Regions from separate parts of the Mus musculus genome. Here region 1 is linked to region 2. Evidence: chromatin loops called from intact Hi-C (ENCODE). Cell type or tissue: heart. All regions are shown on one strand. Each heading gives the region's core, and the rest is flanking DNA. Links, peaks and the distances in the headings are about the cores only.

Region 1 (15,327 bases), core at 2,686-10,685, 69 kb before region 2:
CAGGCTGGGGTGTCCTCTGCAAGCACAGCCAGGGAGGAATCTGCTCCCAGGCAGGCACATTGGCAGGACCGAGTCCCTTAAGAGCTTTGGGCTGAGAGCCTCAGTCACCTACCTTTGCTCTTCACACTCCTCAATGTGTTTAGACTGAGATGGCCACCAAGGGAGGGCTCTTGCATCAAAGCTGAGAAGTCCAGTCTTACACAACCTAATTACAGAGATGACATCTTACCTTCTGTCATCAGAAGCAAATCAGGTCACTGAAGGGATTGGGCATAGTAGGCATGGGACAGCGCCATCTTTGGAAGCTGCCTGCTGTGGCTGAATCCATATTTGAAGGAATCAGGGGGTGGATGCTGCCATCAGCTACTGATATTTGGTCCCTCTCCCTGCTCTGTTCTCTGTGGTGTTGGCCTCTCTAAGGGTAGCCTCCTATGGTGCCAAGGTGACTCTTGAGACCAACCAGGATCATGTGGTATGCCTGTCTGTCCTGCAGGAAAGGTAAATTCTTCCTCCTATTATGGACTGAAATTCCATGTGCAATTAGGTAGAAGTCAATGACTGCCCTGAGACTAGGAGAAGGGCAGCTCCTGATGGGCTATAGTAGTTAGAACCCACACTTGGCCCAAGGTGTGTGTGTGTGTGTATGTCTTTTTCCTCAAGTGAATTGGCAGGGGATACAACCTGATAAAAAAGACACTGACGTTAGCCTAGAACTATGCACACACACCATCATTTTCTCCTACAGCCGTGTCACCACCTGCATTCACAGGTGAGGATACTCAGATAACTGTTCAATATCTTGCTTATGGTGGTGTTTAAGATGACTTATTTTTCACTTCTTTATCTATATGCTTTCTTATTGTTCGTGTTTGAGGTGCATGTATGAGTGTGGGCATGCATGAGCCAGGGTGCAAGTGTGCAGGTCAGAGGACAGTTGTGGGAGTTAGCTCTCTCTCCCTCCCACATGAGTCCTAGGGACCAGACGCAGGTTGTCAAGCTTGGTGTCAGGCATCTTCACACAGCAAGTCTTCTCACCAGCTCCATGGTGGTGGTTTCTGCAGGGCTAGTTATACATCTAGGACTCACCAAGCTATGTGCTTAAACTCAGGATTATTGTGGGCAGATTAGAGTTCAAAGAGGCTGATTTTAAAAGTGTCATAGTTGACTATTAATGTTGTAAAAAACAAATAAACAATTATTTTTTTCATTCTTCAAAATCCGTTATCTGATAATAGAGTGAAGTCACTTGTGTAGCCGGGGGCATTTATGTCTCTATGATTTCCCTTTGGTAGTAAACAAAAATATGCCCATATATAGTGACTGTGTCATTCATCAGTTGCAAAGGGGTTGTTATATAGTCACAAGAATCTGACAAAATATCAGCAAAAGCATCTTGTGGGAATGCTGTACAGAGTTTATAAGGAAGGGTGGTGTATATTTTATTATCATTAAAAAGCAAAGCTCAGAGTCACCATTGTCAGTCAAATTGTTGACAGTGTGGTTTTAAAACATTAAGCACAGAGAGTCATTTTTCTGGAAGATTATTTTCTGGCCCCTCCTGTCAATGCAGGATAGTCACAGAGAAGAAGGAACCTGGACTAATTCAGCCCTGAACATTAACTGCTGGTTCCAGACTCAGGCAGGCTCTTTCTTGCCTGCCGGGCCAGCTGGGCCTTCCCCTTGGCAGCCCTGAAAATGAGGGGATGGAAAGAGAATTTGCAACAGTGACCTCTGGGAAGCCGAGTTACATTTTTGACAAGAGGCCAGTGGTTACACATTAAAAGGCTCAGCATCTCCAAGCTGCCCCATTTGCCTGAAAGCAAGCCAGGCGGGGTCATACTCATCCCGGGAGAGCAGAGTTGCCACTGTGAGCCAGGCACTGCAGTCCTACTGTGTGCTCACGTTGAGGAAAGGGAGTCAGGAGAGAAAGATGGGAAATTCCAGCGACATGGGAAGGGAAAGTAGCTTGGCTGAAGTCTGACTGGAGCCTCTTGCCAGCTGAGAATCAGAATTTCAACACAATTAACTTTCCTTAAGGCTGTTTTTCTTTCCCATCTGTAAAACTGCAATTTTCTAGGAATATCCATCTCCAGCTTAGAGTGAAAGGGTGCAGTCTAAGCTCCTTTGCAACCCTACTGGCTCCTGGTTTTACCTTATCAGATTCTAGTCTCATCTGTAGTGCCTCGGGAGCCACCCTATAACTTTACCAAAATAAATAAGTAAACAAATAATAAATAAATAAATACAAATAATGGAGGGTCTCTTAAAAACTGTTTAGACAACGACATTCCAAGTCTCTAAAATCCTGTATACAGTTACCAATAGGACTTCTAGAGGCCACTCTTATTTGAGAAACCACACCTGTGCCCTTGGGTGTACCCTGGTCTTTCTTTGGAGGGGCTTTTCTTTCTGTTTTTAATAAACTTCAACTTTACTTAATACTGGCCCCTTCTAACATCCTTTTCTGTGGGAAAGTCAAGGAACCCTCTTTACCTGAGTGGCAGTCCCTAAAGGAGAACTCTGAGGACGCTGGCCTGGGCAGTGTCCACACAGTTCTGGGCCGTCATTACTGCTGGTCCAGGACAGGACACATGAGACAGGATTCCTTTCTCCTCCCTCAGACCTTGTGTAGGCAATCTTTAGCTCTTTCTCATGTATCCATGTATTCCTGGGTTAGGGGCTCAGGAATACACGGTGGAAATATTTTATAGTTAGTTAGTTAACACTGACAGATAAAAAATTACCTCCAAGCATAACAGTTTTAAATAATATTTTTCACTATTAAATATATTTTCTATGGACAAGGGTCAATCTATGTCTTTTTTGTTGTTGTTGTTGTTGTTGTTTTTGAGACAGGATGTTGCTATGGAGTCCAGTTTGGCCTTGAGTTTGAGGTCTTGTTCCCCCAGTTATCCAAGTGCTATAAGATATGAGGCATCAGCCCTTGCTGGCCTAAAAATTTGAGAGCAGCTCAACTGGTTGCTGCTGAAGTTGCAGTCAAGATGAAGTCAGGCAGCCATTTTGGACTGCGAGGGAGTCAAATGCTGGCGTCATGAGGTGTAATGAACTTCCTTATCTACATGATCAAGAAGCAAGCCCTCCTCACCCTGGTCAGTCACAGTCGGGCATTTCCCAGAGTAGGCGTTTTGTTTATCTTTTTTTGTTGAGGCATGGTCTCCCTATTTCTCCCAGGCTGACCTGGAACTCACAATCCCCCTCCCTACCATCCCTGAGATAGGCAGGTGCCATCCCCTAAGCCTTGGAGTAGGATTTCAGATGGAGGAAATAATGAAAGGGCATCTTTAGGGGATGAGCTAGTGTATGGAAAGACCCAGAACCAGGACTGTATCTCCATCTTTAGCTAATGAAGAGAAAAAGAAAAGTTACAGCTGGCAAAAGCTTGAGTGCCCATAGTGGAAACTTCTAGAATTTCTAGTCTCTCTTACAAGTCTTTTCCCCCAGAGGCCAGGTCAGGGGGACAGGGAGCCTAGTGGGTTAGCAGCATTGGCTGCTTCCTAAGTGCTTGGAGGAGGTGGTGATTGTGTCTTTCTCACTCTTTGGAATTGCTCAGTGCCCATCTCACTTCTCCTTTGGAAGAAAATCTATGTCCTTTCTCTAAGAATCACTGTGGTGTCCTGGGACTCTCCTGAGAAATTGTGACTGACGGCAGGCTGGATAGGATGAAGGCTTATCCAGTCCCAGCTGGTGGGTCATCAGACCATGGTCCCAGCCCTCGATTCTGCTTCAATCTCAGTTGAGGCCCCTGGGATCTCAGGAAAGGGCATCCTCAAATGGGGACACCTGGGGTGCTGTTAAGGGTGCCTGGGGTACAGCACCCACCGACAGGGTTCCGACAACAGGGATTGTCTGCTTCCAGGCTCAGTTCTTTTCTTCCCCATAGTGTAGCCTTAGGCAAATTCCTTAAATTCTCTGGGCCCATGTCTTCCGAGAGGTGGGTATGGAGGTGCCCACCCCAGCAGCTTGTAGGGTCTGTAGGAGGTGGTTAACTGCCTGCCAAGTAGCAGCATCATAAAAAACGGTTCCTTTTCATCCAATTTCTTATTTATTTATTTTTTTTGTTAAAATTTTTTTTGAAGTTGTTTTTATTATGTGTGTGAGTGTTTTTGCTTGCATGGATGCTGTGTCCGACACGCTTGCCTGGGGACCTCAGAGGTCACAAAGGGGCATCAGAGCCAATGAATTGGAGTCACAGATGATTGGTAACTTCCATGCCCATGCTGGGAACCGAACCCAGGTCCTCTACACAAGTGGCAACTGCCGAGTCTCTCGGCTCCTGCTTATTTCGTTAACGTAACAGGTTCCGTTGCGGAATTCTCATGTATACTTTGTTTAGGTTAACCCTTCCCTCCTCCTCTTCTCTCCCCCACTTTACCCTTCACTCCCAGTATTCCCTTTTCCACGGGTGCTCTATTACCCTCCCCCACCTCCTCAACCCCCCTTTCCCCTCTCAGTGGCCCCTTTCTAGTTTCCAGGCCCCTACACATACTCACCCCACATAAATATAATATATAGAAAAATCAGAAGCTATGGTGGTCCATGCCTTTAGTCCCAGCACTTGGGAAGAAGTGGCAGGCATATCTATTTGAGTTCAAGGCCAGCCTGGTCTACAAAGGGACTTCCAGGATATCCAGAATCACATAGAGATCCTATCTCAAAATAAATAAATAAATAAATAAATAAACAAACAAATAAAAATGAGAAACTAAGACATATGAGAGAGAACACAGTGTTTCTCTGTTTTAATCTTTGTAATTTCATTAATATTATACAGTTCTATCCATTTTTCTGAAATGTGTATAACAATATTTTTTGTGCCTAAAGCTCTACTTTATACGTGCCATTTTCTTTATCCATTCCTTCTTTGATGAACATGTAGGCTAATTCCATTTTGTTGCTATTGTGAATAACATCAACAACAAACATGCCTGTGTAAGCACCTCTGCGGGGCCATCGTGAAGCTTCAGCATGTCCAAGAACTTGCTGCCAAGGCTGGCAACGTGAGTTTCATCCTTGGGCTCCTCATGGTGGAAGGAAAGAACTGACTTTCACAAGCTGTCTTCTCACCAACACATGGGCACTGCGGAGTGTGGTGTGTCACCTCCCCAGTATTTTAAAAAATATCTCTGTGTTACGACATATAGCTCAGTCATCAAACAGTGCCATTTTCAGGGAGAGATACTGCCTCAAAACACAAGGTCGGGGGCAATAGGAGATGGTACCTGATGCCAGTCTCATCTCCAACTGCACATGTGCACACCCAAATGTGTCCATGCACATGCACAACACACACACACACACACACACACACACACACACACACACACACACACGAACCTCAAGATCATAACAACTAAGCTGAAACCCTTTAAAGTGTGTCTGGGTGACACGGTGAGATGGGACAGCTCCCATGAGAACAGTGTGGGACTGTCAGGACTCATCCCAGGGAGGCTTGATGAATCTCAAATCCAACTTTGTTAACTCATTTCCAACCTTTGTAATTAAAAGCTCCAACTTCTTGTCCTGTTTCTGAAGTTTATTTGTGTCTCAATAGGCAAATAGAAATGGTTTCCAATGGCTGTTATACCAACATAATTCTTTCCAAAAAATTCACATCTGTATCTATGGAAATGTGGGTGGAAGGTCTATCAGGAGGGTGACTTGTGTTTGTTTACTGTATTGGCAGTGTACATGGTTTTGATATATTGCGTCACAACACCGACTGCTAGGTTTCTTATAAAGGTTTAGTTTCATATATTACTCTAGAATGCTTTTCTGCATAATAGAAGTTAAATCATGCCAGTGTTTGGGAACCAATAATATCAATTCATTCAAATTTAATGACAGTTTTATTAAACTAAGAATCTCATATCACAGAGCATTCACAGTGCAGGAGGTCACAGTTATTGAAAAAATAAATAGCGGCATAAATATATTTATTATTTACAGCTTCCCAATCCCTTGCTCCTGCTCTGCTTGTTAAATAGAATGAACAAAAATGGCGGTGCTCAGCCCAGCGTGCTACAGATGTCTTGTGGGCACTAGGTAGTGTCTGGATGGCCTCAGAAATCCTTGGTTTGGAGTATTTTTAAGGAGGCTCTTTCAAGATTCAAGACTCTTCTGTTTCCATCAGCCTGCGACTTGATAAATCAAGACTGTGTTGAGAAAAGGTCCAAACTCCCTGAGGAAACTGCGCAGCCTGACCCTTGGCATCTTGGATGTGCCTGGTCTCCTCAGGTCCAGCTTGACTTGGCAGCCCTACCTTGCCCCTGGATCTGGTGCAGCTGGCTGACCTTCTGTCTCTTCTGCCTCTGTGTAATCAAAGCTGCCTTTGTGTCAGAAATCAAGAAGGACTTTGGAGACACGGGGGAGGATACCCTGCCAGGACTGAGTGCTCTGAAGGGCATATCCAGCCTCACACACTAGCAGCCAACCCTCTACAGTCTGGAGATTCCCAAGTCAGCCACAGTGACTCAGCCGCAGTTCTATCTGCCGAGGGCCCCAAGTAAACCTGGTGTAGGTCAGGTGGAAAAAGGCAGAGCACAGTCCCAGGGTCTGCAACTCACACAGCTCAAGGTGAGGCTGGACACCCGCAGCCAGAACCCACCCACAGAACACTTCCCTCAAGGAACAGAGTGAACCCGTCTCAGTCATGTTCAGGGGGAGGAAAGGCCTCCAGTTGGAAAATGTCTGTGTTTCCTCTGCAGTGAACCCCAAAAATTCCCTGTTGGGAATTCTAGAGTGATGAGAGGGGTGAATGTTGTCTTGGACCCTTCCTTTGTAGACAAAAACTGATCATGCCAAACCAAAGGTCACATGGTCACTTCTATTAATAGCTAACAGCAGCAACAACAAACAAACTCATTTTCTAAGGGTGGAGTTGGAAGGCCCATATTCTCTCCAGGATTAGGGATTTTCTTGAATTCATGGATGGAAAAGAAGAGACCAGAATGGTGCCTAAGCAGCCACTGCTTGGATTCTGGCAGCACTGTGGGAAGAGATGTGGGTCATGCTGGCATCTATCCTGGGGCTTTTAACAGGGAGTAGGCAAGCCCCAGCCCTGTAAATGTAACGATAGAAAAGCACACAGCCGCAGCCTTGACCTTCTCAGAAGCAGACTGTTTTAACTCTTAGATGCTTCCCAGGGCCCCCGGACTACGTCAGGGCGGATTAGACAAGACTTGACTTCAGCCATTGCCCAGGAGAGGGAGGAAGTTAGACAACTTGGTCACCTGGACAGGAAACCGTACGGTAGATTAGAAACACAGGGTTAAAGCAGAGCCCTGACTCCCTAGCAGTACATGTGTGGGTATATGGGTGTGTGAGAAGGTATTTGAGGATTTAGCCTAGATGCGTGGAAACTGGAATGCAAAGACAGTTGAAAAGCTATGATGCTTAATCCCTTCATAGGGTAACCAAAGCTCCTGGACCACTCAACTGGCTTCCCTAAAATGATAACCTCTCCTGAGTGGCAGAGGTGGAGAAAAGTGCCCCTTTCTCCAACTGCATGAAGGCATGCATTTGATGAAGGGACATATTCCCAAATTGGACATGAGGCAAATCACAAAAGCAGCACCCACCAAGTTTAGGCTGCTTTTATCAAAAAAAAAAAAAAAAAAAAAAAAACCATCAGGAGTATCTAACACATGGCCCCATGCCAAACTGTAAACTTCCTTGAAACATTTTGAGATTTGGGGGATATATAAATACATATACATATACACACATATATATGTAACATGATTGCATGGCTTGTGTGTGAACTTTGTAGATGATATGGCTCAGAGAAGCCAAACATTGAGACACCCCTGCCCTGTGGGTAGAGCCTATGAAAGTCTCTTTGCTGGGCCCACATAACTGACAGCAGGGAGAGTTTCCCAGAAAACAGGAGGAGCCCCTTCTCTCGACTTTGAGAAAGCCCAGTGGGGTTATGACCCTTGACGGGCTCATGGGATGTGCTAAGCTGCAGAGACCACAGAACCAAGGTAGAGTGTTCATACCTGGGGAAAGCAGGTACCCTCTGGGTCTACATGGGGAGAGAGAGAGAGCTGGGCTCAGGGAGACAGGGTCTTAGCCGGTAGGAATCATGACTTATTGCCACTCCAGTTAACCAGAGAACATTTTAGAAACTTTCCAGAAGTTTCTGTGGACACACCATGGCATCTAAGCCATCCCAGGGTGTTCTAGATAACATCTGCTCACTGCCCCCCAGAGAAGGACTCCTGTGGAGATGGTGTTAGGAGACATCAGGGCACCTCTGGCAGGCATTTAAAACCTGGCTGATGGAAGCAATCTCCTGGCGCTTTTAACTCTAAGCAGCAATTTCTTTGTCCCTTTAGCATCTACCAAGAACACAGCCAGCTTTTCCATGCAACTTACAAAGGTAAATTACAAGAGAAGGTAAGACAGGTAGGAGAGAGAGAGAGAGAGAGAGAGAGAGAGAGAGAGAGAGAGAGAGAGAGAGAGAGAGAGAGAGAGAGAGAGAGAGAGAGAGAGAGAGAGAGAGAGAGAGAGAGAGAGAGAGAGAGAGAGAGAGAGAGAGAGAGAGAACACCAAACCTTTCTCCAGGGGTTCAGGCAGGGTTGGGACAGTGTGTAGGTGTGCATCAGTGGCTTGGGGGGGCATTGAAAAATGTCAGCTACTCACTGCCAAGGTGGGCTAGGCGGTTATTGACCTCGTATGGGAGAAGAGCAGCCCAATTTCACACCCAGGGAGCAGGGAGGCCAGAGAGAGCAGCTGGGCTGGACTTCTCTCCTGCTTCCCCAGGAGGAGTGATCCTACTCACACTTTCTCTGTCCACAGGCTGCTCCCCACCTCAGTTCTATAAAGGATCCAGACAGGAGAGGCCAAGAGAGAGAGAGAGGCTGACACTTCGCATTTGAACACAGCATTTGCTCTTATTTTCTGCCTCTGAAGAGGAAAACCTAAGTGTATTTTTTAACTGTTTTTTTTTTCTTTTTGTAGCAGAAGTAATTACACCATACTAATTTAGCTTTAGGGATAAAACAATGAAAGCAATCCTGTATACTAATGGAAGCACGTTTTTCCAAAACGAAGGTCTATATTATCAAATGACTCTTTAAACTCACGAGGAAAAATATTTAGCTAAAACCAGAAATTTTCATTGTCAACCTGTAGTTTCTTAGATAGGAGAGATGCCCAGAGCCTCTGAGGATCATTGGCACATTTAAGTCAAAAGAAAACTAGCAAGAGGTGTGCCCTTCAGACTGAAAACATAATTTCCAGTTTCTAACTGCAGTTGCGAGACACTATATAGCTTCCAGAAGATTCTGAGGGGGAGAGGGAGGCTACAGTGATGTTCTCTGCAAGCTTCTCGAAGATGCGGAGACTCAAAACACAGTGCAGGAAAAGCAGGGGCATTTAACAAGGGCAGGTATTACAATATGATTTGAAATTTTTCTGGGTAAATTAAATATTCCATGGGGCGTTTTTGACCCAAGAAGTAAGATTCACACCCCCAACTCAGAGCAAATCATGCCACTGTGCCAGGCTGGCCAATCTAGTGTACCAGCCAGAGCAGGAGGGGTGATGGAGACCTTTGGCTTCAGCTCTGCTACCTTCTGAAGCTAAACTAGAGTCACTTGATGCTAATTACTGATGAGATGAGAGTAATCCATGCGAACACTACAGAGAAGTTAGGAGACAGAAGCACTCGGAGCTTGCATGCGCCTGTGAAAGGAAGGTGTGTGTGTGGTGTGTGTTTGTGTGTGTGTGTGTGTGTGTGTGTGTGTAGTGTAGTGTAGTGTAGTGTAGTGAATAAGCTACCAGGGAGTAGATCAACTCTGAAGCCTCTTGCGCTGACTTTACACTGGGGCACCTTCAGGCTCCTGCCCTCAGCCCATCAGCTATTCTTTTTAAGGGAGATTACATTGCCTCACTCTGAAGACCACCAACTTCACCCAGATAGACAAAGAGCAAAGCCGACTTAGGCGAGCTACTAATACTGATGTGAACCCCGAATAGAAGGCTGGTAATGGGAGCGAGGTCTCAATGCAGTTCTGCTAAGGGAACTTAAGGAACACAAGCTTGAACGCTTTGTCCCTTGAAATTCAGAGAACATTGCTACAGATTCCACCATGGGCCCAGAAGGACTGGGCTGCTAGATTTACAGTAGCCACCGATATTAAAATCACTAAAAGCCCTTCTCTCATTACCCTGGGTCACCCCATGCCTTCTACTGTGCAAAATATCTCAGTATTCAAAGTGCATCAGATCTGATAGACTTTTGCAATAGAAACATTAAAAAAATAAGAACCTCACTATATAAAATTAATTTGTGCTTTCTCATTAGAACCCAGGGATGGTTTATAGTCAGGAAACCATTACACAGAGATTTCAGAGCTACAAAGCAGTCAAACATTGTTTCATATTTTCCTATGTTTGGGTCCATCTCCCATCCCTGGCTTTGCTTGTTGTAGCAAACTCTGAAGTTGAAAAGACTTAGCTCTAAAAATTCTAAGGTACGTTTTTCATACTTGGCTTCAGCTAACCAGAGAGAGCAATTTGCTGAAGCTCTTTTCTTGTCCGTAACCATCACTTCTGCAATTGCTTGGGCATATAAACAATATAAACATTGTGTCTTTCAATGGGGTAGTTTTGTAGCAGATCATTAACAGAGAAGTTACAAACCCGACAGGACAGGGCATGGCATCCTAAGGTCTGAAATGTGTAGCTGTGACTACATTCCCCACTGTGTCTCTGAGTTAGCACCTATTTCTGGGCGGTCTTCCACCTTTTCTATATTCCAAACCAAATCGTCTCGGAGTCAGCATGGGATGACACACAGAGGGTTAATTTTTCTCCAAGGGTCACCTTTTTGCTCCCTGTTAATGATTCTTTTGAGTGGAATGATATTCTTCAAGTATGATGATCTATATGTGATGTTTTATTTTTAATATTTCATTGCTCAGTTTCTGAATGTGTCAATAAAAAGGATAACAGTATTCGCTTGCTTTTCTCTCTTCTATTGAGAAATTATGTTTCCACTCTTCCTAGTTTTCCTATAACTGCAGTGGTTGGAAGCCCCTGCAGGTTGATACCTTGTCTCTTCCAGTGTTCCCAGCAGAGTCATGGTAACACAGTCTGCTTTCTCCAGGCCCAGAGGTGACACTTGCCTCTGGACCTACTTTGCACTCACCTAGGACACCTCATGTTCACAGGCTGACTCATTTCTGAGGCTGCCCATGTAACAGAAAGACAAACAGCACACAGAAGTCCTTTTGACTAAAGTGTGCAAGAGAGAAGAGATATGATGCATCCCTGCAGCTGGTAGCCAAGAGTCTGTGGAGCTGCTCAAATAACGGCTGGACCCTGTCATGCGGGAACAGATGCCCATCAGCCTGGCCCGTGACCAGACAAAGACCATGGTGGCCCTTCCTTCCAGCTCATGAAAGAATTGACAGTGGCTGCCACGGCAGTAGAGACCTGTGTGGAGAAAGAGAGAGAGAGGACGCCAGCATCTCGGTGGCAACAGCAGTTTCCTGGGCAATGGTTCAGCTTTAGTCGTCTTCTCTGCACATGGGCAAGTTGACGAAGGTAAAGACATTAAACTCTATCATTATGGAGAAGCACAGGAAGACAGCATAGAGGACCAGCACGTAGATGCCCAGTTTCCGGTCCAGGCGCCATTTGTTGAGGTGAATACCAAGGACCTGGTAGGAGACAGGGGGAGAACTAGGCTTGGTGGGGCTGAGAGATCCAAGGGACACTTTACCAAACAGTAACAGTGTGGACTCTAAAACTCTTTCTACAAAATGTAGACAAGATTCTGGTCCAATTAAGACTAGACTCTGAGGCTTGTCCCATGCTATGGTTGAATCTACAGCAGCCACTCTCACGAATTGGCCCTCCCTTATGAGACAGGTCACTTCCTCGGGGTACAACATGGTCTTACCATGGCCCTTCTCTAAGGAAACCAGATCTCCACCTTTGCCTCGGAACCTGGCATCATAATCTTTACTCTTCAGCAGATTTCCCAGGCTCATTTGAGCCGTTCTGGGTAAACTTCTGCTGGGGCCTCACTCTGTTTTCCACATGTTGGGAGAACAAGCTCCCCCACCCCTACTCTCACCCCCACTGCCCCACTGCCCTAGCTCTTATCCCTGAATCAAAGCTTCCCTGGGCTGGACCACAGCTGCCTCCACCAAGCAGAGAGCTCTGTAAAGACAGAACAAGCTGGCCTCAAACCCCAATTCTGCTTAATGTCTTAGCCTTGAGTTTTTCTGCAAAATGGGACTAATAGTACCTTCCTCATGAGGGCTGGTGAGAATTAAATAAAATACCATAGTTATGAAATGCACAGCATAGGACTGCGCATGAGAGCAGGGAGGACCTTGTTGTAATTACTCATTGTTCTGAGGACTGTCATGTCCACTATTGTCAGATCAGCGAGTGTGGAGAATTCTCTCTCCCTGGACTAGTCAGAAAGAATTGAAATGGGAACTGGAAAAGGGGATAACATTTGAAATGTAAATGAAGAAAATATCCAATAAAAAAAAAGAAAAAGAAAGAATTGAAATGTAATTGTGTGACATGACAACCCTAGTGATATGTTTGTATTTGTGTGTGTGTACACATGTGTGGGTGCATGTGTGCATGTATGTGGGTACGTGTAGAGGTCAGAGGACAGTCGTGGCTGTCATTCCTCAAATGTTATTCACCTTATTTTTGAGACAGTCTCTCACTGAACCTGAAATATTCTAGTTTGGCTAAGATGGATGTCCAGTCCCTAAAGATTTGCTTGTCTCTGCTTTCCCTAGGATGAAATTACAATTGGGCATCACTATGACCCCTTCTTTTGATCACATGGGTGCTTGGTCAAGCCATAACTGACCAGGGTCATTTCCCAGGTCCCCTGGTGACACCTTACTTGCTCAGGATAAAGTACCACAGCGGTTGCAGTTGCTCTTGCTTTGGGGTATCTTTAAGTATATACATGTCCTTGGCTTGCCCCTCACCCTGGAGGGCAAGTAACAGGGAGATGTGCCCAGCCAGGCTGAGCTGCATGAAATGAAGTATTCATGGTGCTCCAGTTTGGAAATGACAAAAACTCACAGTGAGAGCGACAGAGCCCAGCAGCAGCACCACGGAATAGACCAGACCCCGGCTGTTGATCTTCACCTGGAGAGTGAAGCACATGAGCCACAAATCTCTGAGTTGGTCGGCCAGTCTATTCTAAAAGCCCCACCTTCAGAGTATTCATTTTCTCTTTTGGGAAACAGGGCTCCTGCTGATGGATGCAGGATAGTCAGAGCCTTATGACAAATGGGGAGCCATGGGTGCAAGTCTGCACTTGGTTCATCAGGAAGTGGACTGGGATGGGGACAGGTGACGGTGGGCTTATGCAAAAGGAAGAGGCACCGAGGAAGATGCAGTAAGCATGAGTTTCCTCCTGCAGGCTAGGCTGTCACAGACGCCATCGAAGAAAGTGGATGCAAAGGGCAAAGGGTAGCACATCTCCCCAGAACTCCAGGCTGGAACTGAGAGAGCCTCGTCCCTCCCTCTGAAACATACCTATGCACTTCTTCAGGAAGTGGCAGGACTTACTGTGGATCCATAATTAATAACCATGGTCTGCAGGCCCCACGGGATGCCAAGCCCCACCAGGATATCAAACACGTTGCTTCCGATGGTGTTAGAGACTGCCATGTCTCCAAGACCTGGAGAATAAGCAACACATTCCTTCCATCAGGAGTGGATCTCAGGGAACCCTCATTCCCTCTCTGAACCCCTCTATCGGGGCTGTTCAAAAGAAGGGGAGTCCTTCTCGGGCTCTATGCTTGTAAAATATCTGTGTGGTCTAAGATTCCTTCTTTTCATGAGACCTAAAGGTTCCTTTTGTGGGTGGGATCTGTACGTGGATGTCCTGACACCACACCAGCACTTCAGATGTGGCCTTATTTAGAGGCAATGGGCTATGATGAAGGCATTAGGCTGAGTCCTGGTCCTAGAGTCCTAGGGAAAAGAGAAATCCAGATATCAACAGTACATAGGAGAAAACCATGCAAGCACAAAGGTGGCCAAATAGAGTTGGGAGAGGAAAAGGCTCATAGCTGCCAGAAGGTGCCAGCCCTGCCCACATCCTGACCTTCATTTTACAGCCTTCAGGAATGTGAGGTGTAAATACTGTTTAAGTCCCCCTGCCAACATTGGCTTTAGCAAATGAACACAGGCTCCTCCGTTATTCTCCTGTCCGACTTGACAGCTGCCGTGCTCAAGGGCCTACCGCAGGCTCTGCTCCCTTTAGTTCTCTCAGCTTTGCTGGGTTTGGGTGGGACCACCACTCTCATGTGGCAGGTGACCAAGGCCTAACCCTTTGCTAGAGGCTCAGCCTCAGGATGCTGGGCCCACATCCTTTCTACCAAGCCATGATTTGTATCTGTGCCTGGACAGTGGTATCCATGTCCTTCTCTGGGTCCACAGAGCATCAGATCTTACATTCTGGTGGTTTTGGAATGATGACCTTTCTCTTTCCAGACAGAGGCTATTGTTCAATCCCCTTCTTGCCCCACTGTCCAAGACCTTGTTGATCACACAGCCAAGGCACTTCCTCTCTTGAAGAACTAGAACAACTTTAAGAAAAGAGTTGGCAGAACTCTGATGTTGTAACCTGGCACCCACAAATGTGAGCAGAAGGCCCAACCTTGGAACACAAGTGTCTACAAACATAACATCACTTAGGTAGCTGTGACACTCATCAGAAGCCCATTCAGCATCCAGACCTGTATCTTCACCATCCTCCTGTGAGCCAGACCTCCCCTCCTGTGTTCTCATTGCTGTTCTCTGATGACCCCCAACCCCAGTGCATGCCTCTTCCTTCCTGGTGTGAAAAATTTTAGAATCTTGGCAGCTTAGGGCTCTGAGGTCTGGACTCTGGTCTAGCAGGCTCCCAGCCTCAGGTCCCATGAAGGAATGTGCTTGGGACCAACTCCTTGTACCTGGTGAGGATAGGCTAAAGATGTTGGAATTTGGAGAGGAGGGGTTGAGTGCTTCTCAGGGCAACTGTCAGAGCTGCACAGGTAGCCGGGAAGATAAGTAACTCTTTGAGGAGCCTTGGAAAGTGTGAGTCACACCTTAAGGAGTGCACATGTCACCTGGGGTTTCTGTAAGAAGCAGGTGCTGACTGAGCATGGCTGTGTAGGATCTGCGGGTTTGGATATGTCATTGGGGGTGCCCCAGTCAATACCTGCCAGGCTTTGCCTGTAGGGAGCCCTATGGAGGTTGGTGCAGATGCTCCTGTCAGAGCACCTTTGTGATTCCCTGCTTCACACAGTTGACTCTGAATGGGGC
Region 2 (15,327 bases), core at 3,469-11,468:
GCTGAGTCTCAGGCATCTGCCCCCGTGGCACACCTGATCTAGTGTATTGGGACAAGCAAACAATTGACTGAGCAACAAACAAAATGCCTCTGGGATGGTGACTGAGCCAGCCACTGCTGACTTGGGGGAAGTGGAAGACTGAAGAGGCTCCCTAGAAGGAAGGTGCTCATGTCTAGGCCCGAAGCTTGCATTGCCAACTTATCAAGCCCTGATCTCCCAGACAATCCCAAGGAGCTCATTCCCACTTACTGATGAGCAAGCTGGCATTCAAGGCTAAAGGAGTCACCTACAGTCACACAACCACCGCAGGGAGCAGGCAAAGAACTGAGGCGGAGCTCAATCAATACCCGGCTTTCCTCAGTTGGGTATTTTATCTACAACAGATACCCTTCTCAGGGCCAAGGTCTCTTTTATCTGAGGGGCAGGCTCTGTTTTCCAGGGATCTCAAAAGGCCATGACCAGAGACTGTGCTCTTGGAAAGAAGAGTGTGTCTGGCATTTCGCTGGTCAAGTTCATCTATAGGCCACAACCCACTACAAATTCCATGGATCCTGGGGTGACCCAGCATGAAGATTCCTCAACCTCCTTAGAACAATTGGTAGTACAGATCACTTCTCAGGCTGGTGAGAGGGCTCAGTGGGTAAGTACTTACTGTACAAGTGTGAGAATCTAAGTTCAAATTCCCAGCACTCCATGTAAAAGAAAAGGTACGACAGTACATGACCGAGATCTGAGCGTGGAGATGGGTGGATGCCAGGGGCTGGCGGGCCAGCTATAATGAAGATCTTCAGGTTCAGTAAGACACTGTATCTCAGAAAAGTAATGCAAATGGCCATACAGATAGCTTAGTAGTTACGGGCATGAACTGCTTTTCCAGAGGACCTGGGTTTGATTCTACCCTCCATATTGCAGCTAAACATTTGTAAGTAAAGTTTCATGGGGATTTGACACACCCTCTTCTGACCTCTATGAGTGCCAGACATACTCATGGTACACAGACATGCATGCAGGTAAAATATCCACTTACCCATGTTAAAAAAAAAAAAGATATATAAATCTCAAAAAAAGTAAGGCAGAAAGCAATAGAGGAAGATATGTGTGTATGTCATCTACCTGACATCCATTCACCTGTCCATCCATCCACCTGTTATCCACTCACATGTCCATCCACCTGCCCATCTGCCTGTCCATCCACCCATCCATCCACCTATCCATTCCACCTGTCTATCCACCTGTCATGCATCTCTTCATCTATTTATCCATCCATCTACCCACCCACTCACCATCCATCCATCCACCCATCTACTTATCCATTCTCTATATGATAACGTCTATTTTTGGCGGTGTGGAGTTCTCTGAGTTTTGAGAAATGCATGAGGCCATGCATCCACCATTGTACTCTAAGATAAAATAGCTCCATGATCTCCCAAGTTTCTTGGCCACGAAGGATTGATATGTGCTCTTTCCAGGTCTTACCAATGGAGCTCTATTACCGAGAGCTTCTTCAAGTTAGTGTCACATTAATGACATGGAGAGACACCCACCTTTTACATTCCCATTCTTCAGCCAACATTGTTTAGCTTCTTTGATCCCCTCTCATCTTACTGTAATGTAGAGGGTCCCCATCCATGGCAGGACCCCCAAACTCTGTGTTCTTAGAGCTTCGTCCCTAGCCTCCTTCTCTTTCTCCTCATTCTCTGTGGTTTGGATTTTCTAATCTCTGAAGACACCTTCCAAGTTTTAATCTTTCCAAGCAGCAGTTGTTCTTTTTTCTTTTCTTTTCTTTTCTTTTCTTTTTTTTTCTTTCTTTGAGACAGAGTTTCTCTGTGTAGCCCTGGCTGTCCTGAAACTCACTCTGTAGACCAGGCTGGCATCAAACTCAGAAATCTGCCTGCCTCTGCCTCCCAAGTGCTGGGATTAAAGGTGTGCACCACCACTGCCCGGCTTCCAAGCAGCAGTTGTAACACAATTCTTCCTGTAGGTACCCTGAATGCATTCTCAGTGAATAGACCACCATCTACATGGGCTGCAGGAAGGTAATTCTGGCACTCTTGATATCTCTTGTTCCCTCAGGGCTTACGAAGCAGAATAGAACACGACACACCCAGCTTCTATTTCACTCCCTTCCATGAGCCTTCCCATGTAGAACATTTATACCAGCATACACCCGGCTCTGATGAGCCTCGGTTCACTTACAGCTATAGTTCTGACTGTAAAATAGGTCCTGTTGACCATGGGGACTTCCAGTGCAGAAAAGAGGTCAGACTGTTTTCTCATTGCTGTTTCCATGGGCAACCAAAGCTGTAGACACTGACAGGCTCAGTTGGCAACATCCCCACAACCTGAATTTTGAGCAGGGCGTTTGAGGGTTTGACTTATTTATTCCGTCTGTACTGTTGTAACAAAGCATGCTAACCCGGGGCGTTTGCTTAATGCAGAAAACTTACTTCTCTCAGTTTTACAGGGAGTGAAGTCTAAAATCAAGGCAGCTTCTCAACATCCATCGAAGACAAATACTGAAGCTGGTCCAGACCTTCCAAGCACAGCACTGTCTGACCCTCTCTATCCGTTTGGCCTGGATCATCCCAAGGCGTGCTCTAATCCAGCTGTGCTGGCCAGGATGCTGCTGCAGGTCCTGGTACAACCTGCTACCAGGCCAGCATTCAGGATACCTTTGAAAGGCCAAGCATTTGGCTTTCTACCTAACTGAAGGGCAATCAAAGAACCCTGCCCAGAAGACTCGGAGGCCTGGCCTGCCTGGCCCTGCATCCTTAGCTGTGGGATCTTAGTATCTGCACAGTGCTCTTCCACAGACACAAAGTCCACAGAGCTGGGCTTTCTGGTAGCTGCAAAATTTCCTCAAACCTTTCAATTATTTGAGTCTCTTTAGGGAATGTAAACTGTGAAGTGAAGTTTTTTTTTAATTTTTTTTTTAAAGATACTGCCTCTAAACATGCCATTTTCTTTGCTTTCTGGATAAAAATAACCCCATGTTCTAAGCCATGACGTTTATTATGAAACTATGAAAAGGAGACTGGGAGTCTGGGAAGTCATTTAAATAGCTTCAAATTTCCATTATTTCAACTTACATAAGGTATGTGTTTTAGAAACCACTCAGGCTCTGGGAGCCAAAAGCCCCAAAAAATCAAGATTCCCCCACCCTCAATGCATTGGTTTAAAATAGCTTTGCTGAAAATCTCATGCCTTTCATGGGCAATTGTTCCCATGTTAAGGTCTTATACCACTGTCTCTTGTCCTCTTGTCCCAAACAGAAGTAAACATAATTATATGACATTGTTGCCTTAGCCAGCATGAAAAGGAGTTTGAAATCCTATCTTCAGTACATTCTAAAAATAGATTATGCACTAGAGAAAAATAAAATATTGAAAACCTCAGCTGTGGTACAATCCTTTCCTGGAAGCTTGTGCTTTTATACCCGACGCTGCACAAGCACTACGCTTTTGTTCATTTCCACCCAGGAAGAGGCAAAGGTTCACAGGTGTGACAAGGGCAGCGCTCTCTAAGTCACCCTGCCACGCCCCGAGTCACCTGAACACCCTTTCTGGCCTCGCCCCATCAACCCCAAATCTAGAAGGTGAAATGAGTGTCCCTAGAGGTCAACTGCTTATTCGCATCCCAGTCAGCTAGTGACAGAGCTCCAGGACCCAGAATATATAAGCAGGCCATGGTGAGCCCAGACGGGACAAAAGATCTGACCTCGAGTCTCTGGAACATGGGCTTTGGAGTCATCAGCCCCAGTGTCCAGGGTTCAACCTCAGTGACCACCAACTCTAGGCCAGCTGTTGAAGCTTGGGTCTTGAGTGTCCTCTGAGGGTCCATGTGCTAAAGGCTTGGCCCCCAGGTATGACTATCAGGAGGTCACAGACATTTTAACAGTGGGCTATGAGTCCTTTGGTCATCAAGGACACATCCTCAAAGAAGATTGCCAGACCCACCCCATTCCTTTTCTCTTTTGATGGCCACGAGATGATATAATTTCATTCTTCTGAACTCTACCAAGCATTTATTGAATGGATTATTTGCACCTTTGTTGTTTAATTCTTTGACTTCTTCCTATATTGTAGATATAAATTCCTTGCCAGATGAATATTGGCAACAATTCCCTTCCATTTGGTGGGATGACTCTTAACTCTGTATGTGCTCCAGCGAAACCTTATTTGAATATGCACCCCAAAGAACCAAAGTCACTTCCTATAGACACAGCTTCCTATAGAGACACTCGCACAGAGTTTGCTGTGCACTGTTCACAACAGCCTGGTTATGGAAACCTAGGTTCACAAGTGATGAACAGATAAAGATAACGGGCTGTACACATTCACAGTGGAGTTCTACTCAGTGCTAAAGAAGCGTGTGTTTGCAGAAAAACAGATAGGAACCTAAGCTTATAATGTTAAGTGAAATAAGCTGGACTCAAAAAAAACCATTTTTTTCTAATATTTGGACGTGAGGGGGAAAAGATGACTCAAGAGGGAAATATTTGGATTGTAGAAGAGGAGAGAGTAAATGAGGATGGGAGGTTGGGGGCGGGTGCTGAGAAAGAGAAACAAAGTAACAAAAGGTGGACTCTGTTCAAAGTACATTGTATCCATGCATAGTGCTACTCTGAGTGGCACGGCCTTGAAAAGGTGGCGTATACTGGGTGGTTTTAAAGTCAATGAAGGTGTGGTCTTAAAGGGGGCTATAGAACACCTCTCTTTATCTCTTTATTGTCTGTCTATGAGGTGAACAGGCTTCCCCAGTCAGGCACTCATTCCCACTATGTACTTCTTCACAGGCCTCAAAGCAAGAGGGCAATTGCACGTGGACAAAATAAACCTTTCCTCTATATAAGTGCATTTCCTCAGGCAATCCATTATAGCAGTGGAAAGCTAACAGATGGACTTTTAATGCACAATATCGCAGTCAGTCCTTAAGAAGCCCCTGAAATACATTCACTGAATGGCAAACTCTCAACAACACTGGGCTGTACAACAAGACCCATGAAACATTTTTTTCTCTTGGTCCAATAATTCTTCATCTGGTGTTTGTTCTAAGAATACCATTTTAAATGGGGTGGAGGGAAGCCATACTTGAGAACTCTTGATACCGCTAACCATAAGACAGTGGGAGCCACCAGCTGTCCAGGCAGACAGTCATGGTCAAATTATTGTTATACTTCTCTTTAGTCTTTCCTTGGCCATTGCACTGTTGCTGATTTGGAGGGTCTACATCCTTGACTGAGAGGGGCTATAGCACTGCCCTTCTGATGCTTGTGGAAAGATTGTTGCTATGGGTTTTAAAGAGCAACACATAAGTCACATGTGGTTTATTTATAGCGGTGAATGAAGAAGCCCATGCAGAAATCCAGAAGTGACCCAGAGTGACTCAGGTAGGCACAGCAAGGAAAGAGGTCTTCATGGCTCCCCTCTGGAATGCTTATATTGCAAACATATTAAATCAACTTACTATGACTCAAAAAAAAAAAAAAAGACTCAAGGGTAAAGGTGATGCATGAGGTCCTGGAAGGAGAGCACAAGGCTTCAAGGGAACAGATAAAGAAAGTGTTAGAATATAAGTGATAGCAAAGCCAAAAGAGAAACAGTGGGGTGGAAGGATATAGCAATCAGGGAGCAAAAGCAAGCGGGCCAGGGGTTCAGAGGATGAAAATCAAACCTAAGAACATATGGAAGTGCCATAAGGAGACCGAATCCTTGCATGGTCATTTTACTAACCATAATGTATAAACAAGTCCAGTATTAGCACAGGGTGGCCCTTCCCACACCGTGATGTCCAAGAATTGTCAGATGAGGAAAATCAGAATGCTTGAACGAGGGAGGAACAGTGTACAAAAGATCACAAAAACTGGAATAATAGAGATTATTTCTGGAATAATAGTGATTTTTTTTCCAGGTTGCAACTGGATTGGTCGTTACACCATTAATTACATTTGTCAAGACACAAACAGCGTGCTTGAAAATCTGCATTTTATTGTATAAAAGTTATACCTCATAAGGGGTTGTGCATATGGCTCAGGGGTAGAGTGCTTGCCTAGTGTGTACAAGGCCCTGGGTTTGAGTCCCAGCTATATTCAGAAAGACACAAGCACATAGACACATGCTGACAGACACACAGACACACACATACACACATAGACACACATACCAGAAACAAAAGCTTTAAAAGTCAGAGCTGCCTGCATCATAGTCCAGTAAGTGGAGGCATGTACCCGTGACGGCCTTAACGGCCCCCAGGTGTGCTACTGCTCACAACAAGGACAAACAGGCAACTGGCACTCAGTTCCTGTGTGTGCGCATGTGCACAGGGCACACATTATCCGGATAGATGTGAGCTTGAGGGACACGGTCCCCACTTTATGAAGGACATACCTCCATCAGCCAGAAGTCAACTGCAGAAGCCTCAGAAGCTACTAGGGAGGCTCTTATGCTGGGACCAGTCTCAAGTAAATCTTTGTCAGTGTGCGCTGTGCCTTTAGGGAACAGGATTACAGATGTCATCTGAGCTGTCTCGGTCACCAACGGTAACAATGGAACTCAATGTTCTGGGGCCAGGCCCCACGTGCCCCCTACACACTCTTGGCTGGCCAAGGTGGCTGCCTGAGGTAACACATCTAGGCCATGTGTTAACTGGAGCTGTCTCTCCACCAGCAGAAACAATTATTCATTGTCTGACGAGGGCCAGATGGCAGCAGGCTGTGGAAAGTCCCCTGGCTGGACTCTCCTGAGAGTGAGCTGTTTCGGCTGCGGGTCGTGATGTGTTCTTGGCATTCATAGCCAAACAGAGCATGATCTGGGCATGCGGGTAGGGTGTCACCAGCAGAATTTCCTAGGACCATGAAGGGAAGCAAAGTGCCACATGCCTAAAACCCCGGGGTCCATCCCACTGCACATCTGGGCACCCAGAATCCAGGTGTTGGCAAGACTGAGTGATGGATGCCACCTGACAGGCTTTACAGTCACTTCGGAGACAAGCCTGGGTGTGTGTGTGTGTGTGTGTGTGTGTGTGTGTGATTGGCTCGATAGCCTGAGTTAACAGAGGTGGGAAGACTCACCCTAAATGTGGGTGGTACCGTTCCACAGGCTGTGGTCCTAGGCTGAATAGAAAGGAGAGATGAGGTGAGTACCCACATCTATCTTTCTGCTTCCTGACTGAGGATACAGCGTGACCAGGCAGCACACACTCTGATCGCCCTGATCGTTATGATTCCCCTATCTCCATGGTCTATACCTTCAAGCTGGGAGTAAAAATAAACCTTATCCTCTTAAGTTGCGTTTTCTAAGTATTTTGTCACAGCAACAGGAAAAACAACCAATACAGACTGGTATAGACTAGTTCCCATTGCAGCCTCAGGAAACACACGTTTCAGGACTCAGCACCGAGTCCTTGGTATTTCTCAGCTGGTAGACATGTCACTCTTCTGTCAGCCTCTGCCTTCATTCCACATTCTCCTCTTGCTGGGTCTCCATGTGGCTTTCTCAAAAGGACACCAGGCACTGGCTTTGGGTCCCACCTTTACCCAGCATGACCTCATTGTGACTAATTAAAAAGTTCCTGTTTCCAAGCAACTGCGCAGTCATAGGTTCCAGGGGTTAGGACTATGATGTTTGAAAAACATCTCACCCTGCATCATACACATGTTGACTCCTTTAGCTCTGTCCACAGAACACAGGCACCTAGAACACCAGTGTAAGCAAGGGCTAGACTATAGCAGCAGCCATTGGTCATTGTTTTGGTCCTATAGTCTAGGTCTTGGGATTTGCTATATAACCCAGGGCAGCTTCTAACTCAAAGCAGTCCTCCTGCCATAGCTGGGACTATAGGCATGAGCCAGGAAAGAACAGGTTCCCAGGGACACTGGGTCCTTCCTTGTCTTTGCCAGCCTCACAGCCTGTGGGATATCTGTGTCTGAGGGGTGGCGGTTCAGACTTGCTGGGACTGGGAGGAACACTGAGGAAGGGCTGGATCTCCTGTCCTCTTACAGGCTCTGGTCCTCAGAGTAAGAAGCTGAGAGCTGGTTGCCATGTGAATTGTATGTGCCAACTTGACCAGGCTGTCACAACCAGCTCCTTAATCATATGCAAATCTAGGCTTTGCTGTGAGCCTGTTGTATAAATGCGGCTAACAGTTACCATCTGCTGAATTTAAGTAAATGAGATTACTCTCAATACTGGGGCTGTAAATTCGCTCTACTCACGTTAGTTGAAGACTTCACAGCAAAGCTAAGGCTTCTAGAATAGACTCTGCCTGCAGACAGCACCCCAGATCCTGCCTGTGAATTTCTTACTGCCAGCCACTCCTGGTGAATCTGTAAACCAATGCTTTAAACATATCAGTGCATACACACACAACTATTGTTTGAGTGAGAGTCCCCTACAGATTCATGTTTTAAAGGATTGGTCTCCTCGGTTGTGTAATTGGGAGGTGACATGGACCTTTAAAAGGAAGTGACCAGAAGCCCGTAACTGAGACATGCCTTCAAAGGGGGATTGTGGGAGCCAGATCTCTTTCTCTTACTGTCTTGTTTCCTATATTATGTGTAGAGCCACTCACTCTAACAAAGGCTCTTGCCACCACGTGTCACCTTCAACAGTGGTTCAAAGCAACTCGGATCAATAGATCTCGACCCAGACCTCCAAAGCCATATGCTGACAAGAACTAACCATTCCTCTATTAATCAGTTTCCTCAGGTAGCTTGTTATAGTGATAAGAAGCTGACAGATACACTATATACAAATACCATCTTTACAAGGATTGATGGCTCTATGGCTGCATGGGGAGATAGTGTGTGTGTGTGTGTGTGTGTGTGTGTGTGTGTGTGTGTGTGTGTGTTTAGCTCCTACTGGACCATGGCATGCTTGGGCTGTGGTGTGAGGAATGAGGAGCCACCCTGACCTCAGGACAGAACTAGGCAGGCAGGCTAGTAAAGGACAAACATTTGAGAGTTCCCAGAGGAATCTGCATTGCACTGCTCTGGGCCAAAGCTGCCCTGTCTTCACACTCTCAGCCCCTATAGCTCTAATCTGACTGCATAGCCTCACCATCCTTGATATAAGCCTGTCTCCTACACCAAATCCCTACCTTCCTGCTCCTCTCACAAGTAGACTCAAAGCAAGAAGTCTCTTGGCATATTTGGGAGGTCTGCTGAGACCTTTCTGGAAAGGACTGAACACCCTGTCCTTATTCAGAGCCGCTCACCTTGAGCAGGCAGTTTCTGTGTGAGCACTGGCAGGCAGACATATAATCCTCGTGAATATTTATAAGGAAGCCTTACTCGCTAGGGTACACCAAGTAGCATGAAGCAGGGTCCCAGATAGAAGGGAAGACAGGTCATGTGATTTCCAGGTGGGTTACGTACAGTAAGTATGTCACTAACATTCAAATGATGTCAGGATTTGGGCATCCAACCCTGAGAAGAATAAAAATGTCTGTGTAATTTCTTCTCTAGGCTTGGGGCTGATTTTCATCTTTGGATCTAATTGTAAAGAGCATTTCCAAGAGAGTCACTAGGGCCTAAGTTTTATTCCTGGCTTTTCCTTTGTAAGCATAAAGGAAACGGTTGAGTTTGTTGCTTTCCCTACAGGCATGCGAGGTTGGGGGAGGCTCTCAGCTCATTATGAACCGAAGGTCTTACAGGATCAGTGAACAGAATACATGATGGGCCATCCTGGGTCACCGGGCCTATTTTATGGCCTTCTCCTCCTCCTCTGGATGTCTTCTGGGATTATCACCTCCCTTCAAACACAGACTACAGAAGCTCGGCAGCAAGGAACCTGATGGCACCCCCAGAATGTCTGGAAAGCTCAGCTAATGCTGTTACCCAGAGCTGGCCTGAGGAGCACACAGTGATCTGTGAACTGCTCTAGTATATGTCTGTCCAGTTAAAGTTCTATCTTTTCCCTCCCATGCGGACTGGAAGTCACCTCTTTGTTTTCTGGCGCCTCTCTCCTATTCTTTCCTGCCAGATGCTATGGATTCTTCACGGAGCTGACAGCATGTCGTGCCTACTCTGAGCAACCAGGGAAGGTGACAATGTGAAAGTCACCAGTTATGCACATCCTTCAGCTTGCTTGCCATGCACGGGGGCACAGGATGCTTTCCTGACCCAGCAAAGATTACAGGTATTTCTACCTTGACCGAGTTTCAGGCTTTGAATACATAGAGCCTATGTATTTTCCATGCTGTCTCTTTCCCTGGACCATAGAACAAAAGGCAAGGATATCAAACGTCCAAGAACAACTACTCAACAAAGACGGGAGTTAACCTGTTCTCAGGGCCAGAACACAGAACACAGATCCACCTGCTTCCACAGAGGAGCTGGCAGAGGACCTGCCACTAAGACCCTCAGTTCCAAAGCTACCAACTTGGGGAAATGACCAGGAGGTGAAACAACACGTAAGATAACAGATAGCTACTGCTCCAGTCCCTCCTTGCATAAGGTGATGATGGGAAGGTACCACTGCAGCCTCCGCCCCACCCAAGAAGGTTCCAGACAATCTGGGACCCTCAGAACTGCTCATCATGGGAGAAACTATGATCTGCCTTCCTACCAGAGGACAGCCATCCCTCTTCAGGTCCTTCCTCCCACCTGAATGTACATGCTGGAAGGAAAACTCAGTGTAGAAAGATGATGAGAAGTAACAGGGAGTCACAAAGCATCAGTGCGGTGGAGATGGGTCTGTGGATGAAGTGCTTGCTGCAGAAGCAAGAGACCTGAGTTAGGATCTGCAGCACCCATGTAAGAGCTGGCTGTGAGGGTATGCAGTGTAACCCCAGAGCTGGGGAGGTAGAGACAGGGGGAGCTCTGGAGCCTGGTAGCCTGCCAGTCTAGCCAAAGGCAAACTCAAGTGTAGTGAGAGACCCTACCTCAAAAAGCAAAGTGGAGGAGCTGGGGAGATGCTGCAGTGGTTAAGGGCACCAGCTACTCTTCCTAGAGGTCCTGAGTTCAATTCCCAGCAACCACATGGTGACTCACAACCATCTATAATGAGTTCTGACACCCTCTTCTGGCTTACAGGTATATATGCAGATAGATCACTCATATACATAAAGTAAAAAAAAAGAAACACATAAATGTTTTAAAATAAAAAGCAAAGAGGAGCGCATTTGAGGAAGATATCTGATGATAACCGCTAGCCTGCCTGTACACATGCAAACACATACAGACACAAACACACACATATTGACAAACAGACACACGCAAACAGAAAGTAGCAGGTAGATCAGGGATACTGCTAAAAATCCTATAAAAATTCATAAGGAGGTAGCTAGCTCCAGATGCCAGTAATGTCTAGCTGTGAAACCCTGATCCCAAACAAGCTGGAAGGGTGGCTGCTTTCTTCTCACACTGAACTCGGATGCTGGCCTCACTCCACCTTATTAATACCGTCACTCTCCCTGTCTCCATGATGATTTATTGACCAGTCTAGATACTGTCTGAACACAAGCTATCCTTCCTGGAAGGAGTCCACCCAGACTGGGAGGCGAGCGATGCATACGAATGTCCTGTGGCTTCTGTGTTCTAGTTCCTAGCATCTAGTTAAGTCCACTTAAATCCACATCCTTCAAGATCGGCACATGTTTTGCCCGAGTAAATCAGCTCTCCTTGAATGGTATAGAATGGCCCCTGCTCATCCTTGCCTGACCCTTTAATTGTGCCACCGATGGTTCTCTGACAACATATAGCCACCATGCCGGTCCTGGGAGCAGAACACGCTCATGAGCCACATCCTGACTGCTCTCCCTAGACACCCGAACAGAGCAAGCTCTACTCCCGGGAAGATCTGTACGGAGGGCTGTTATAAATCGAGGATGTATCAGACTCCCTTTGAGCCTGGGAAGGGGAGACAGATGTGGTGAATGGTGACTATAACAAGACAAGGTACCACGGTGGGAAGTTGAGCTTTTGTGGGATGTGAAAGATGAACAATGAACTCTAGTTGGGACAGACAGCTCTGGGAAAAAGCTGGGTCCAAAAAAGAACGTGCTGAGAGACATGAGCTGAGGACACCCTTTGCAGGGGCACCTCAGGAGGCGGTGTGGGGTTATCAGCAGACATGGACTCAGACAATGTGAGCCTCAGGGACCTAAGACTGACTCATGGCACAAGGGTAAGCTCGGCTGGGAGGAGGCAGCTAGTGGGACTAGAGTCAGCTATGAGGACTTTAGGGCAAATGCCTAACCAAAGGATGGAGGCGCTGCTCTCAGAGATGGGCAGGACAAGGGCATCATTCATGCCTGTAGCAGGGTGGGCTATGTAGAAGAGCAGACAAGGAGAGAAAGCTCCTATCTCCCTTCCTAACCTATTCAGGGGGTGTGTTAGGCTGGTGGGGAGTATGGGGAGATGCTGGAGAGGCAGAGTGGGGTCTTAGGTCAGTGTTCCTCACAGTTCTCAATCATGAGCTACATGGGATGGGAGCAGAGAGAGGCTGGCCAGGTACACAGCCAGCAGGAGGCAGAGCAGTGGGCAGGGCTACTGAGGCTGGATGCACAATGTGCCATCAGCTCCTGCAGAGAACCCATCCCTCCTCTGCTCAGGAGGAGGCTGCTTCTAAGAAGGGAGTGCCCATCTCTGGGATGCTCAGAGACTGCAGATGTTCACACCCTCCAATAGGAATCCAGCTGTGGAGCTGGTAGTGACCTTGGTCACTGCCTTCTCAACACATCCAGTCAACTGTTCTGACTCCTTTGAATGGCCCTGGTCTCTTGTCATGTTGTGCCAGCATCTTGGTATGAGAGAGGTGATATTAGCACCCCTCCTTGTAGACTGAGAGATGAGAGGGCTAAGGCACATGGAGGTGGGTGAAGAAAGGGCCCTGGTACTGGGTGAGGTTCCCCACTTTTGTGACTGTGACCAAGAACAGCGGGGGCCATGACAGTCTCTTGGTGCCAGGAAAATATTTACCTTAAAGAGATGTCCTTACAAAAGTAGCCTCCTCTGTTTCCAGTAGAGAGAGGGGAGAGGGGTCATATGGAAGAGAGACAGGGACAGTGAGGAGAAGGTGTCCTGTGAATGGCAGTATTTTGTTACTTGGCCTGGGTATGTGACACTGGTATGCTGAGGTGACAAAATGCTGACTGAACTTTTCTGGGTCATCCTTCAACAGGACACTCTCTTTTGCCTCTTCCCCAACTGTGATTGTTCACAGCCATGTCTTGAGCAGGCCCTGTATGGGCAACCATGGCTGCTGTGAGTTGGTAAGTGGCACAGCTAAGTCAAGCACAATACAGCATTTCACAACTCAACGTCTTTTCCTTAATGTCCTCGTGTCTCGGACGGGGTGATACAAGTGCCCTGTTTAATGCTGAGTACTCAACTGTCTCTTGCTCTTAGGTGACTCTCTGCATAATCACCCTTAGCTCAGAAGGGAAACGTCTCTGCTCAGGTTGGGAAATCTTTCCTATTATTTATGGTTGTGGTGCAGGGAGTCAAACCCAGGGCCTGGTACCTGCCCAGTCCTCCACCACTGAGCCATAATCAGTTCTATATTAGTTCTATAGCTGAGGTTCCCTTGGCTCCGGCAGGAAGCCAGGCCCACAGCTGCCCACAGAGTATACCAAGCATCACTCAAACATGGTGTCTGAGGACGAGCTCCCTTTCAGGTCTCTGTGCTCTCAGAGGGATCCTCTAGTCTTGGATGTGTGTTGACAACAGCAGCTCAGACCTCATAGGGCTTAAAGCTCCCTGTATTCTCGGGGGGCGAAGGATGGAAGGCACAGAAATAAACCTTCCTGACTCAGTTTCCCCAGGGAAATACAGTGACTGACCCACTTTGGGACAAGGGATGAGGTAACACGTGTTCAACACCAGGGAAGAGAGGAAGGAAACAACTCTGACCTCTTTTTATCCCAGGTCCTCAAGGGAAGAGCCTACTAGTTCTAGTTTGTGGGTAAGAAGAGAGGCTGAGAAAGTTTGTGATTGGCCTGCACCGTCCTGCGTGGAGGGGACAGCTCCCAGACAGTGGCCTCTCTATCCAGGCCCCCTTCTGTGGCCACCGTCCTGAAACAGTAACTTCCACCCCCTGTGGGCTCTGAGGAATCAGCTCCCTTGCTCTACAGTTTCCAGCCCAGGGGTGCAGGTCTCTTGCTATTCTAGGATGGCCAAGTCCACATGGGGAAGCCACTTCCTTAACCCTGGGCCCAGAAGACTGCATTAACCCATAACTCAAGCACAACAGTCCAAGTCCCAGGACAATTTAGTCACCTTCTTGGCCTTCTATTTACATCCTGACTTATCCCCCTTGTGGGTATGAAAATTACTTGCGCACGCGTGCGCGCGCACACACACACACACACACACACACACACAACTGATGTTGTCATCCATTGGATGCCAGACCCTTGGATCCCACTGCTATTGGGTCCCGCCACAGTGACAATGTCAGAGACACCTTGTCCCTCCAACCACAGGCCAAAGAAAGGTTCTGCTTCAACACCTTGTTACAAATGCCAACCACACTTGATTATGCTTTGGGTCATGCCAGACTTCTTTCAGGAGCAACTGTGGCCCCTGGGTGGAGACCACGATCAATTTAGTCTGCCTGGCCCTGCATACACTGACCTGGGAGGTTGTATAGATTTCTATAATAGCTGAGTGAAGGGCCATAGAGAAGTTAGGTAGCTTGGCTAAAGTCACACAGCAAGTGGGTCAAGACAGAGCCCAAACCCAGTCAATCAGTCCTCCATCACTACTGTGTGACTGTGTGGCCTGCCTGTTCAGGGTGGGACCACAGCATATACATAGGACCAAGGGCACCTACCCACTCTTTTCTAATGTTAGTTGAACTAGACTGTTTTGTTCAGATGTTTTCTTTTTTTTTAAACGCAGCAATTTTTTCCAGGGAGTAAACACCACCAGCCAAACATGCATCACAGAATCTGTAGAGAAATATATTAGAAAAATGTGGAAGGAAAAGCTAACAGACGCACAGTCTAGTTAAAGCTAACCCTAATGCTGTCTGGAGTCGTTACTGAGAACTACCTGCGTGGAGCAAGGCACTAAGGAATCCTGCCTGCCCTGGCATGGGATGAGGCTGCAGGGTAAGAGAGGGAGTGCTCCCCAAGGCCCTGTGCCCACACAGCAGAGGTGCTGCCTGGAGGCAAGCACCCACGGACTATTCTCTCTGGTCACTGTCCACAGCTATGCAGAAGCAGCCCCTTCTTGGCTCTACCTCTGGAGGAGAGTGGAGCCTCAGGACAGGAGCCCAGGTCTCTGCATCCCCATGGAGGCTGCTGCTGAGCACACAGCCTGAAAGGCACACAGTGACCTCTGAGGTGTCTGGATGTCTTGGCCACTGTGGCTGTCACCTCACA

What was found. A loop is a pair of places that touch in the nucleus more often than their neighbours do. Peaks named below come from ENCODE experiments on the same cell type or tissue, not always from the same donor. Only the 100,000 strongest peaks of a DNase experiment are listed, where the experiment ranks them.
Region 1: a loop joins it to region 2, with 1.8 times the contacts of the local background. A loop is called at or near these places in 2 of 42 quality-filtered maps.

What each region holds. Positions count from the first base shown.
Region 1 is chr12:102,262,708-102,278,034 of GRCm38, reverse strand. It overlaps Slc24a4 (solute carrier family 24 (sodium/potassium/calcium exchanger), member 4), which reads right to left. Exons shown (of 17, transcript NM_001362345.1): 15 at 13,585-13,697; 16 at 13,093-13,158; 17 at 10,902-11,690. The coding sequence ends at 11,538. Among named protein-coding and RNA genes, the nearest start is that of Rin3, 13 kb to the left of the region's middle. In heart, for the core only: no CTCF peak of the experiment used is centred there; a DNase peak (open chromatin) is centred at 6,334.
Region 2 is chr12:102,194,434-102,209,760 of GRCm38, reverse strand. All of the region lies in intron 2 of Slc24a4 (solute carrier family 24 (sodium/potassium/calcium exchanger), member 4), which reads right to left. Among named protein-coding and RNA genes, the nearest start is that of Gm25203, 52 kb to the left of the region's middle. In heart, for the core only: no CTCF peak of the experiment used is centred there; a DNase peak (open chromatin) is centred at 6,640.